Linked DNA regions of Homo sapiens: region 2 is linked to region 1. Evidence: read pairs that join two places in POLR2A ChIA-PET (ENCODE). Cell type or tissue: OCI-LY7. All regions are shown on one strand.

The links. ChIA-PET counts read pairs that join two places held together with the same protein. Peaks named below come from ENCODE experiments on the same cell type or tissue, not always from the same donor. Only the 100,000 strongest peaks of a DNase experiment are listed, where the experiment ranks them.
Region 2: POLR2A ChIA-PET joins it to region 1 with 5 read pairs; 1 of 35 experiments calls an interaction of 5 or more read pairs at or near these places.

Annotation. Positions count from the first base shown.
Region 1 is chr2:132,951,211-132,956,210 of GRCh38, forward strand. All of the region lies in intron 8 of NCKAP5 (NCK associated protein 5), which reads right to left. It overlaps LOC112268439 (a long non-coding RNA gene), which reads left to right. Exons shown (of 2, transcript XR_002959479.2): 2 at 1,296-1,377. Among named protein-coding and RNA genes, the nearest start is that of NCKAP5-AS1, 38 kb to the left of the region's middle. RefSeq lists an enhancer at 4,941-5,000. In OCI-LY7, no CTCF peak of the experiment used is centred here; a DNase peak (open chromatin) is centred at 2,821.
Region 2 is chr2:134,655,916-134,660,915 of GRCh38, forward strand. The region is part of intron 2 of TMEM163 (transmembrane protein 163); the gene reads right to left. Among named protein-coding and RNA genes, the nearest start is that of TMEM163, 61 kb to the right of the region's middle. In OCI-LY7, CTCF peaks have their summits at 1,938 (motif pointing right) and 2,152; a DNase peak (open chromatin) is centred at 1,956.

The DNA.
Region 1 (5,000 bases):
GCTGAGCAGCAGCACTTACTGACTCTGAAAGGGAGGCTGAGCCTGCCCTGGGTGTGCTGTAACTAAGGCGTTCCAATTCCAAAGGCAAAAATGCTATTAAGCAGCCAAGGATGTTTAAATCTAGAAAGTTCAATTCATAAATTAAAGATGTATTTCAGATATTTCTGAAACAGGAGTAATTACCAAAACTAAGACTGTAGAGACTCTTACACCATGACAGCTGGTGTTTATAATCTCTCCTCCCACATCCACATCTTAAATCTCTGGTCCTTTATCGGACTTGGGTCACACTGCTTTGGTTATAAAGTAAAACTGCATATTTCCCACTCCCTTTGTAGTGAGGCTCTAGGGTTGGAGCTCATTTGAATGCTAATGAATTAGATCACCCTCAAAAGGTTGCTATCAGAAATCAGACTACGTGGATATTTTACAGCATTTCATAGTTTCAGGGTGATCGTGTTCCTGACTCAGCAAGTCAAGCCAATACCTATATAACAAGGGCATTTTTCTGGACCCCATTCTAGAGCCACAATTTTTCCCCCAAGGCTATGTAACATTTTCTCCTGGCAAACTATTAGAGTTAATAGAATGCTGTGGTTCTGTTCTGGGGACTGCTCATCAATCATACTGCTTTTTGAATCACAACTTGTGTAATTTTTATTCATGACACTTCAGTAAGTTACTTTGAAGCATCACATCTAAAACAACCCAGGGACTCACTAAACAAAAAAACAAACAAACAAGATTTGGGGTTTTGTTTTCCACTTCTACTCATGATATACTAGGCTTTAACTTACTTTGTAGAGTAAGGATTAAAATGCTTAATTGGCTATAACTAAGCAAACTGAATCCTTTAGATGAATCAAGCCAGCCAGCTTTCAGTTTCTGACATCAAAATTTATGCTCTGTGAAAAAAAACAAGGCCATGGCTACATAACATTAAACCAACACACAATTAACAACACTTTGTTCTAATTATCTCTGGGAACATTTAATGTTGCCCCTATAGTTCATTTTTCTTCTTTGATAGCTCTTAGAATATTTATGGAGATTAGTCCTTGATGCATTGGCCTTCTCTGAGATCTGGGGTTTTCTTAGAAGCTCCCACACAAATCTGAGCCATGCAAAGTAACATATTTATGCAGATTAATTCTTGACATATTGGCTTTTTCTATCATCTAAGGTATTTCTAATAAGCTTCTACCTAAATCTGGCCCTGGCAATGCAGGGCAGTCACAGACCCCCCCCACTCCTTGGCTTACCTCACACTAAGAATGTTTTTTTCTTTCTCTCAGCAGTTGGTCATAACTGATAAAAGGTTATGTCTTGATTGAACAAGCTTCCAGGAGTTGGAAGGCCAAAAGGGCTGCTGTAAAACAGCAATGGAGATGCTAATAAAACCCAAGGTAAGAGGAATCTTCGGCTGCCTATTACTGAGAAACCTAAATTGCAGACAAGTTCAGCTTCCTCACATCAATAGTGAGAGACAGGCCACAAGAAAACGAGCACTGATCAAAGGCTTTTGATGATGGTAGAACTTCAATTTATGGAATGCACGTATTTTTCTACACTCCAAAGGCGTTTCTTCTGAAGTCACTGGGGGCATTCACTTTAAAGTCATAAATATTCTCTCCATAGCTCAGGATGGTTTGCAGCGCCACTTGGCGTGTTTGTTTGGGCATGTGATTTGATGCTCTACAGATGGATTGAAGCACCACGAGGAGCTTCACTGTGGAAAGTGAAGGGGCTATTAGTTAAGAACACCTCTAAACTGATTAGAGGCTTGCTGAGGCAACTGCATGAGTTTTAAACATAGATGTTGTTAGCTCTTCATACTGATGTGTTGGATAGATAGGTAGTTCCATGTACTACCTATCTATCCAAAGAGTGTGAACAAGCTAAGTAACCAACAGTGAGGATTAAATAAATGGCACTTGCACATATAAACAGGCCGAGCCACTTGGCCTCATCTCTGGCCATAGGTGCCCTGGCCCTTGACAGGCCCATGTTCTGAGGGCTCCTTGAGGCTGTTTCAGGCTTTTCTGCTTTTGTCTAGGCAATTCCCTCTGCTCTTCATTTTACCATCTTTGCCTGGAGAACTGGCATAAAGCCTCAAAGACTCACAGTTCAAGTGCAACTTCTTTATCTCTTTGCTTCCTCCAAAACTAATTCAGTTAGATACTTCTGTCTTGGTGCTCCACTGAGCCTTGTACACACCTTACATTTTTCTAAAATTTTAATGTGCTTTATTTTTATTACCTTAATTAATTAGTATATTTTTAATTATTATATTTTTGTCTTCTTTCCAACAATGTGAGTATCTCAAGGGCAGAAAAGATGCTCTGTATCTCTTTGTAATTCCAGCATCCAGCAGGAGGCCAGGCCTAGAAATGCCAAAGGAGGGAGAGGAAGGTGTGCTAGAGAGAAGACAGACAGGCAGACAGAGAGAGAGAGAGAGAAGAGAAAAAGAAAGATAATATGCCACAGAAGGGGAAAAAAAAAATAAGCAGTAACATTCTTTCTGGGTGGTATTAAAGTAATTCTGACATTTAAATAACTAAAACACAAGAATTTTGCCAAATCTTTGATGGAATTGATGGAACTGCTGGTTGAAATGCTCCACCCTCCAGAGGCCAAGAGGTGGGCCTACAACTGAAGTCAAGCCAATGAGATCCCTCTCTCTGGACTGTAGGAGCTTTGATGGGATGACTAGGAAAGAGACATGGCCTTTTCACGGTGCTGCTGATTTGGTGCCATCACATAGAAAAGGCCTGCCTGAGAGAGGAACTAGCTCAAATGAAAGCAGAACTGAGAGTTGGAGAAAGCTTTCTGACATTGTCTGAACCCTTGCATTCATCCATGTCTTGTTACAGCTGATTGTCCAGTTATATAGCCATCCTTCCTTTTAGTTAAGTCAGTTTGAGTAGTGTCTCTATGACTTGCAACTGAAAGAGTAATCACAAATAGAATACCTTGAAGGAATACTAAGATTTCCCACAGTATAAAGTTTTCCCAAGATTTTAGGTCTTTGAAATTGTTTCAGCAGCCCACGGACCCTCTCAATATTGTATCCTATACTGAGTGACAATGGTGGCCCCTTGGAGCATGTGGGTTGGGTGCTCTTTGCCTAACTGTGCTGCCTCCATCAGCTTCATTTCTGGGATTCTTGATTTTGGTTCTTAAATAAGAAATCTAACTGTCTATGGACATGACTGCTTTAAAAGATAATGGTATGCTTTAAATATTCTATCACAATATGTATGTATAAAGACTTAGGCACCAGGATGCTCATAAGAACATTATAATATTGAAATACTGTGAACAAGGTAAGCAGCCAACAGTGAGGATTAAATAAATGGCACTCAGTATCCATTGAATAAATTTCTACATAGCCACTGCATCATATTTTTGAAAAGTATTGAATAATGTGGAGAAACAGGCTACTTAACTGTATACAGTGATATTTCATATATCCTAATTTGATTAGGTACAATAATAACAAAAAGACTAGAAATATATATGCTGAAATGCCAATTCCAGCCATTTCTGATTAGTGTAATTACAATTATTTTCTTATGATTTTTCCAATTTTCTGTAATGTGACTATTTACTACTTTTATAATCAGAAAACTGCTAGTACAAAGTTACATAATGACATAGAATGGAATTTTTCTAAAAACTTCAAGCCCCTTTACCAAAGAATAGTTTTTGTCTCAAATCCTAGCTTAGTGATGTTGCTAGGTGACCCACAGTTGGATGTAAAACAATCAAGAGAAAGATAAATGCCAGATACTTTAAGACAGGGATGTCTGGTGTTACCTGTCAGCAAACTGTCATAGAATCTAAAGATTAGAAGGAAACAATTATGAATTTCTATTCAGAATACCACTGGCACGTTGCCTTAATTTCTTTTACATTGTCTTAAGATAGGAGAGGATAAAAGTAAGAAGAACAAGGTAAGAACTTAAAGCCAATTAGAAAGGGAAAGAAAATAGCCCGTTCCTCTCACTGGCAAGGAGACAAAGCCAAACTTGGACATATCCGTGGCCATGTCAGGGGAGCCCTCAAAGGTGGCATGAAGCCACTGAAGAGCACTTTGGATGATGACCTTTCCCCAGGCTTCAAAGCTTGTGGCACTGGGCACATGTGGGAAGGGCCTCTGGATCTAAGTCTGAAGACCCAGGGAAAGTTCTACTTAAGAGGAGGCAGGGGCGCAGAAAGGTTAGATTACAAGGTGGTTAAGATCAGCTTCATCCATCTCTGAAAGGACATGAATTCATTCTTTTTTATGGCTGCATAGTATTCTATGGTGTATATGTGCCACATTTTCTTTATCCAGTTTATCATTGATGGGCATTTGGGTTGGTTCCAAGTCTTTACTATTGTAAATAGTGCTGTAGTAAACATACATGTGCATGTGTCTTTATAGTAGCATGATTTATAATCCTTTGGGTATATATCCAGTAATGAGATTGCTGGGTCAAATGGTATTTCTGCTTCTAGATCCTTGAGGAATCGCCACACTGTCTTCCACAATGATTGAACTAATTTACACTCCCAAAAACAGTGTAAAGGTATTCCTATTTCTCCACATCCTTGCCAGCATCTGTTGTTTCCTGACTTTTTAATGATCAACATTCTAACTGGCTTGAATTGACATCTCATTGTGGTTTTGATTTGCGTTTCTCTAATGATCAGTGATGGTGAGCTTTTTTTCAAATGTTTGTTGGCCACATAAATAAGATCAATGAAAGCAGAGAGTAGAATGTTGGTTACAGAGGCTATGGGGGTGTGAGAATGCAGACAGGGTGGTCAAAGGGTACAAAATCTGTTGATAATAGAGTATTACACATCTCAAAATTGCTAAGAGTCCATTTCAAATGTTCTCACCACAAAAAATGTTAAGTATGAGGTGATGGATATGTTAACTAGCTTGATGTAATTATTACATGTTGTATTATCAATCATAACATCACTCTGCATGCCATAAATGTATCTAA
Region 2 (5,000 bases), 1.7 Mb after region 1:
CAGCTGTGTGCTGGGAGAACCACTGCTCTCTTCAAAGCTGTCAGACAGGGACACTTAAGTCTGCAGAGGTTACTGCTGTCTTTTCCTTTGTCTGTGCCCTGCCCCCAGAGGTGGAGCCTACAGAGGCAGGCAGGCCTCCTTGAGCTGTGGTGGGCTCCACCCAGTTCGAGCTTCCTGGCTGCTTTGTTTACCTAAGCAAGCCTGGGCAATGACGGGCGCCCCTCCCCCAGCCTCGCTGCCGCCTTGCAGTTTGATCTCAGACTGCTGTACTAGAAATCAGCGAGACTCCGTGGGCGTAGGACCCTCCGAGCCAGGTGTGGGATATAATCTCATGGTTCGCCGCTTTTTAAGCCGGTCTGAAAAGCGCAATATTCGGGTGGGAGTGACCCGATTTTCCAGGTGCGTCCGTCACCCCTTTCTTTGACTCGGAAAGGGAACTCCCTGACCCCTCGCGCTTCCCAGGTGAGGCAATGCCTTGCCCTGCTTCGGCTCGCGCACGGTGCACGCACCCACTGGCCTGCGCCCACTGTCTGGCACTCCCTAGTGAGAGAAACCCGGTACCTCAGATGGAAATGCAGAAATCACCCGTCTTCTGCGTCGCTCACGCTGGGAGCTGTAGACCGGAGCTGTTCCTATTCGGCCATCTTGGCTCCTCCCCCCGCCTTCTATTTCTTTCTCTTGACTGACTGCTCTGGCAAGGTCATCGAATGCTATGTTGAATAGGAGTGGTGAGACTAGACATCCTTGTCTTGTTCCAGTTCTCAAGGGGAATGGTTGTAGCCTTTGCCCACTCAGTATGACTTTGGCTGTGGGTATGTCATAGATGGCTCTTATTATTTTGAGATATATCCCTTCAGTGCCTTGTTTGTTGAGGGTTTTTATCATGAAGGGATGTTGAATTTTATAAAACGCTTTTACTTTGTCTACTGAGATGATCGTATGGTTTTTGTTTTTAATTCTGCTTATGTGGTAAATCATATTTATTGATTTGCATGTTTTGAACCAGCCCTGTATCCCAGGAATGAAGCCTACTTGATCATGGTGAATTAACTTCTTGATGTGCTGCTGGATTCAATTTCCTAGTATTTTGTTGAGGATTTTTGCATCTATGTTAATAAGGGATATTGGCCTGTAAGAACTTTTTTTGTTGTGTCTTTGCCAGATTTTATATCAGTGATGCTGGTTTCACAGAATGAGTTAGGGAGAAGTCCTTCCTCCTCAATTTTTCGGAATACTTTTAGTTAGTAGGATTGGTACAAGCTCTTCTTTGTACATCTGGTAGAATTCAGCTGTGAATCCATCTGGTCCAGAGCTCTTTTTGGTTGGTAGGTTTTTTATTACTGATTCAATTTCAGAACTCAATATTGGTCTGTTCAGGATTTCAATTTTTTCCTGACTCAGTCTTGGCAAGTTGTGTATATACCATGAAGTACCACACAGCCATAGAAAAGAAGAAAATCACCTCCTTTACAGCAACATGCATAAAGCTAGAGACCATTATTCTAAATAAAGTAACCCAGGAACAGAAAACCAAACACCACATGTTCTCACTTATAAGTGGGAGCTAAACATTGAGTACTTATGAACATAAAGATGGGAACAACAGGCTGGGCATGGTGGCGCATGCCTGTAATCCCAACACTTTGGGAGGCAGAGGCAGATGGATCACCTGAGGTCAGGAATTCATGACCAGCCTGACTAACATGGTGAAACCCCATCTCTACTAAATACAAAAAAATTAGTTGGGCGTGGTGGCGCATGCCTGTAATCCGAGCTACTTAGGAGGCTGAGACAGGAGAATCGCCTATATCTGGGAGGCGGAGGTTGCAGTGAGCCAAGATCGCGCCATTGCACTCCAGCCTAGGCAACAAGAGTGAAACTCCATCTCAAAAATAAAAAATAAAAAAGATGGGAACAACAGACACTGGAGGCCACTAGAGGGCGTGGGCGGGAGGAAGGTGAGGGCTGAAAAACTACCTACTGGGTACTATGCTCATTACCTGGGTGATGGGATCACTTGTATACTAAACCTCAGCAACATGCAACTTACCCATGTAACAAACTGATACACATACCCCCTGAACTTAAAAGTTGAAAAAAAAGACAAATAAATAAACATTTGCTTTAGAAACAAATAGCCATAACAGGAAGAAATGAGTATCGACTATTTTATTGTTACTTTTATTGATTGTCAGGCTGGTCAGAGTGATCCACTTGCGGATTCCTATAGACTTCAGAAACCTCCTACTATGCATAGGCAAAAGCCTATGAGAACATGAAGCAACATCCCGAAAGGCAGCAGAACTTGCAGAAAGAATGCAGCTAGGAAAAATTTAGTAACATTCACTGTTCCGATTTAACAGCTCAAAGGTCACAAAAACCTAGCTCTGAATTCAGGATTCTACTTGTTTTAGAGAACAAAAGCGACATGAAAGGCCTTTGTGAGGTTTTGTTTAAATGACAAACTCTCCCACCAGCACTACGTAGAAAGGCGGTCAATGTATAATATGAAAAATTAAATATTTTTCATGAGTTTTTGGAGGACAGATCCTGGTGTTGTTCTGAGTATTGGTATGAGCAAAGCAGAGCCTATGCCCCAGTTGTCACACTCATGGAGAAAAAGCGGAATGCATATTCCAAAACAATAGGTAACATAAACATCACTTATTTTTCTCTGAAATATATATATATATATTTTTTGAGACCGAGTCTCACTCTGTCGCCCAGGCTGGAGTGCATTGGTACAATCTTGGCTCACTGCAACCTCTGCCTCCCGGGTTCAAGCCATTCTTCTGCCTCAGCCTCCTAAGTAGCTGGGACTACAGGCGCCCGCCACAATGCCTGGCTAATTTTGTATATTTTTAGTAGACATGGGATTTCACCGTGTTAGCCAGGATGGTCTTGATCACCTGACCTCGTGATCCGCCCTCCTCAGCCTCTCAAAGTGCTGGAATTACAGGCATAAGCCACAGCACCCAGCCTGAAACATAATTTTTTATGAAGCATCTGCTTTGCAAAAGAACTCAAATACAGTCATGTGTCTCTTAACAACAGGGCTACATTCTGAGAAACGCATCATGAGGTGGTTCTATCATTGTGCAAACATCGCCGAGTGTACTTACACAGACCTAGATGGGATAGCGTACTGCATACCTAGACTATGTGGTATGGCCTACTGCTCCTAGGCTACAAACCTACAGCATGTTACTAGACTGAATACTATAGGCAACTGTAACACAATGGTATTTGTGTATCTAAACACATCTAAACATAGGAAAGGTAATGTGTTGCAATTCGACCTTACAATGTCACTAAGCAAGAGAAGTTTTCCAGCTCCATTTTAATCTATAGGACCACTGTCATGTATGCAGTGGACCCAAACATCATTATGCAGCACACAACTGTACTTCAAAAAGAATTAGGAAAACAGGGTTTAAAGTCTGAGAGTCCAAGAAGACTCAGGGTTTCCTGCTTTCCCCATGCTTAGCACAGACCGTAGAGGGGCCCCTCAGGCTAAGGCACAGAATGACTGCAGTGGCTCTGGGTGTGCCACTGCCCAGGTCCCCTCATGAGCAAGTGTGGATGGCAGGGACCTCCTTGCTCCTCACTGGGATGTACCATCTCCTGCTGGCACGTTAGCTTCCCCACTCCACACATATTCACCAAGTGCCTACTGTTTGTTCTAGGCTCTGCAGATGCCATGATGAAAGAGAAAGACAAGTCCTTGCCCTGTCCTCAGGGAGCTTACATTCAAGTGAAGGCAGACAAATATTTTAAAAGTCAACAAAGGGCCAGGCACAGCTCACTTGAGGCCAGGAGTCTGAGACCAGCCTGGGCAACAAAGAGAGATTAACCCCATCTCTACGAAAAATTTAAAAATCAGCTGGGGGTGGTGGTGTGAGCCTGTAGTCCCAAGGAGGCTGAAGAGGGAGGGTCCCTTGAGCTCAGGAGTTTGAGGCTGCAGTGAGCTACAACCACTATACTGCACTACAGCCTGGGCAACAGAGCAAGACCCCATCTCTGAGGGAAAAAAAAAGGTCAACAAAGACAAGAAAATTACTTCATACAATGTTTATTTAGTTCATGAAGAAAGTGAAACAGGGTGATTTGACCTGAATGAGGGAAGGAGCCAGCCTTGCCCAGATCTGGACATGAGCGGGGATCATGGAAGGCAGCTATGGCTGGAGGGGAATAAGTCAGCAAGTGCTCCTATGAGGTGGGGAGGTAGGTGGGGGGCAGACCATTCAGCACCCAGATGCCATGGTGGAGAGTTTAGATTTTTGTTCAAGTGCAATGGAGAAACACCAGAGGGTTTTTAAGAGAGTGGGAAGATTAATTTCTAACTAAAAAAATATGATGCTGCCTGTTATGAGAAGGAGCATAAGCCAGCTTGAAGGGCCCTGGATGCAGGGCATGTAGGAGGCCTCTGCAATCAGGAAGGCAAGATATAACAGAGGCCCAAAGCAGCAGAGAGGGAGAGGGGGCAGATTCGAGGCATATTTTGGATGATTACTAACAGAACTCACAAATGGACTGGATACAGGCATAAGAAAAAGGTAAATCAAGAGTGTCATAGGTAGAAGCTCAGAGATCACTTTGAAAGGAAACTTTTTTTGAACAAAAACAATTCCTTTCCTTATCCAAAAATCAGCAGTGCATGCTTTAAGGTGTCCCCCTGTAGGAGGTACAGATTTGCCTCATCTTCTAAATGTGCCCACTGGTAACCCATGGCCAGCTTCTGAAATCAGCCACATGACATCCACCATGGAGTCAGTCCATGGCAGAGAGAAGCAAGAGAAACCAGGCCATTAGACACACCCCAATTGGATCCTCATTAGCTGCACAGTCTAAGTGTGCATGCCCCGTGGCATTGCTGAAGAGCTCAGTATATTGCTCAGTTAAAAGAGGGGTTGGAGGAGACAGAAGTAGTATTTCCTGATAGTTCAGAAATGAAAGGCAGCTCTGAGGAAAGGTTTCACTTTGCTATGGTTTGAATGTGT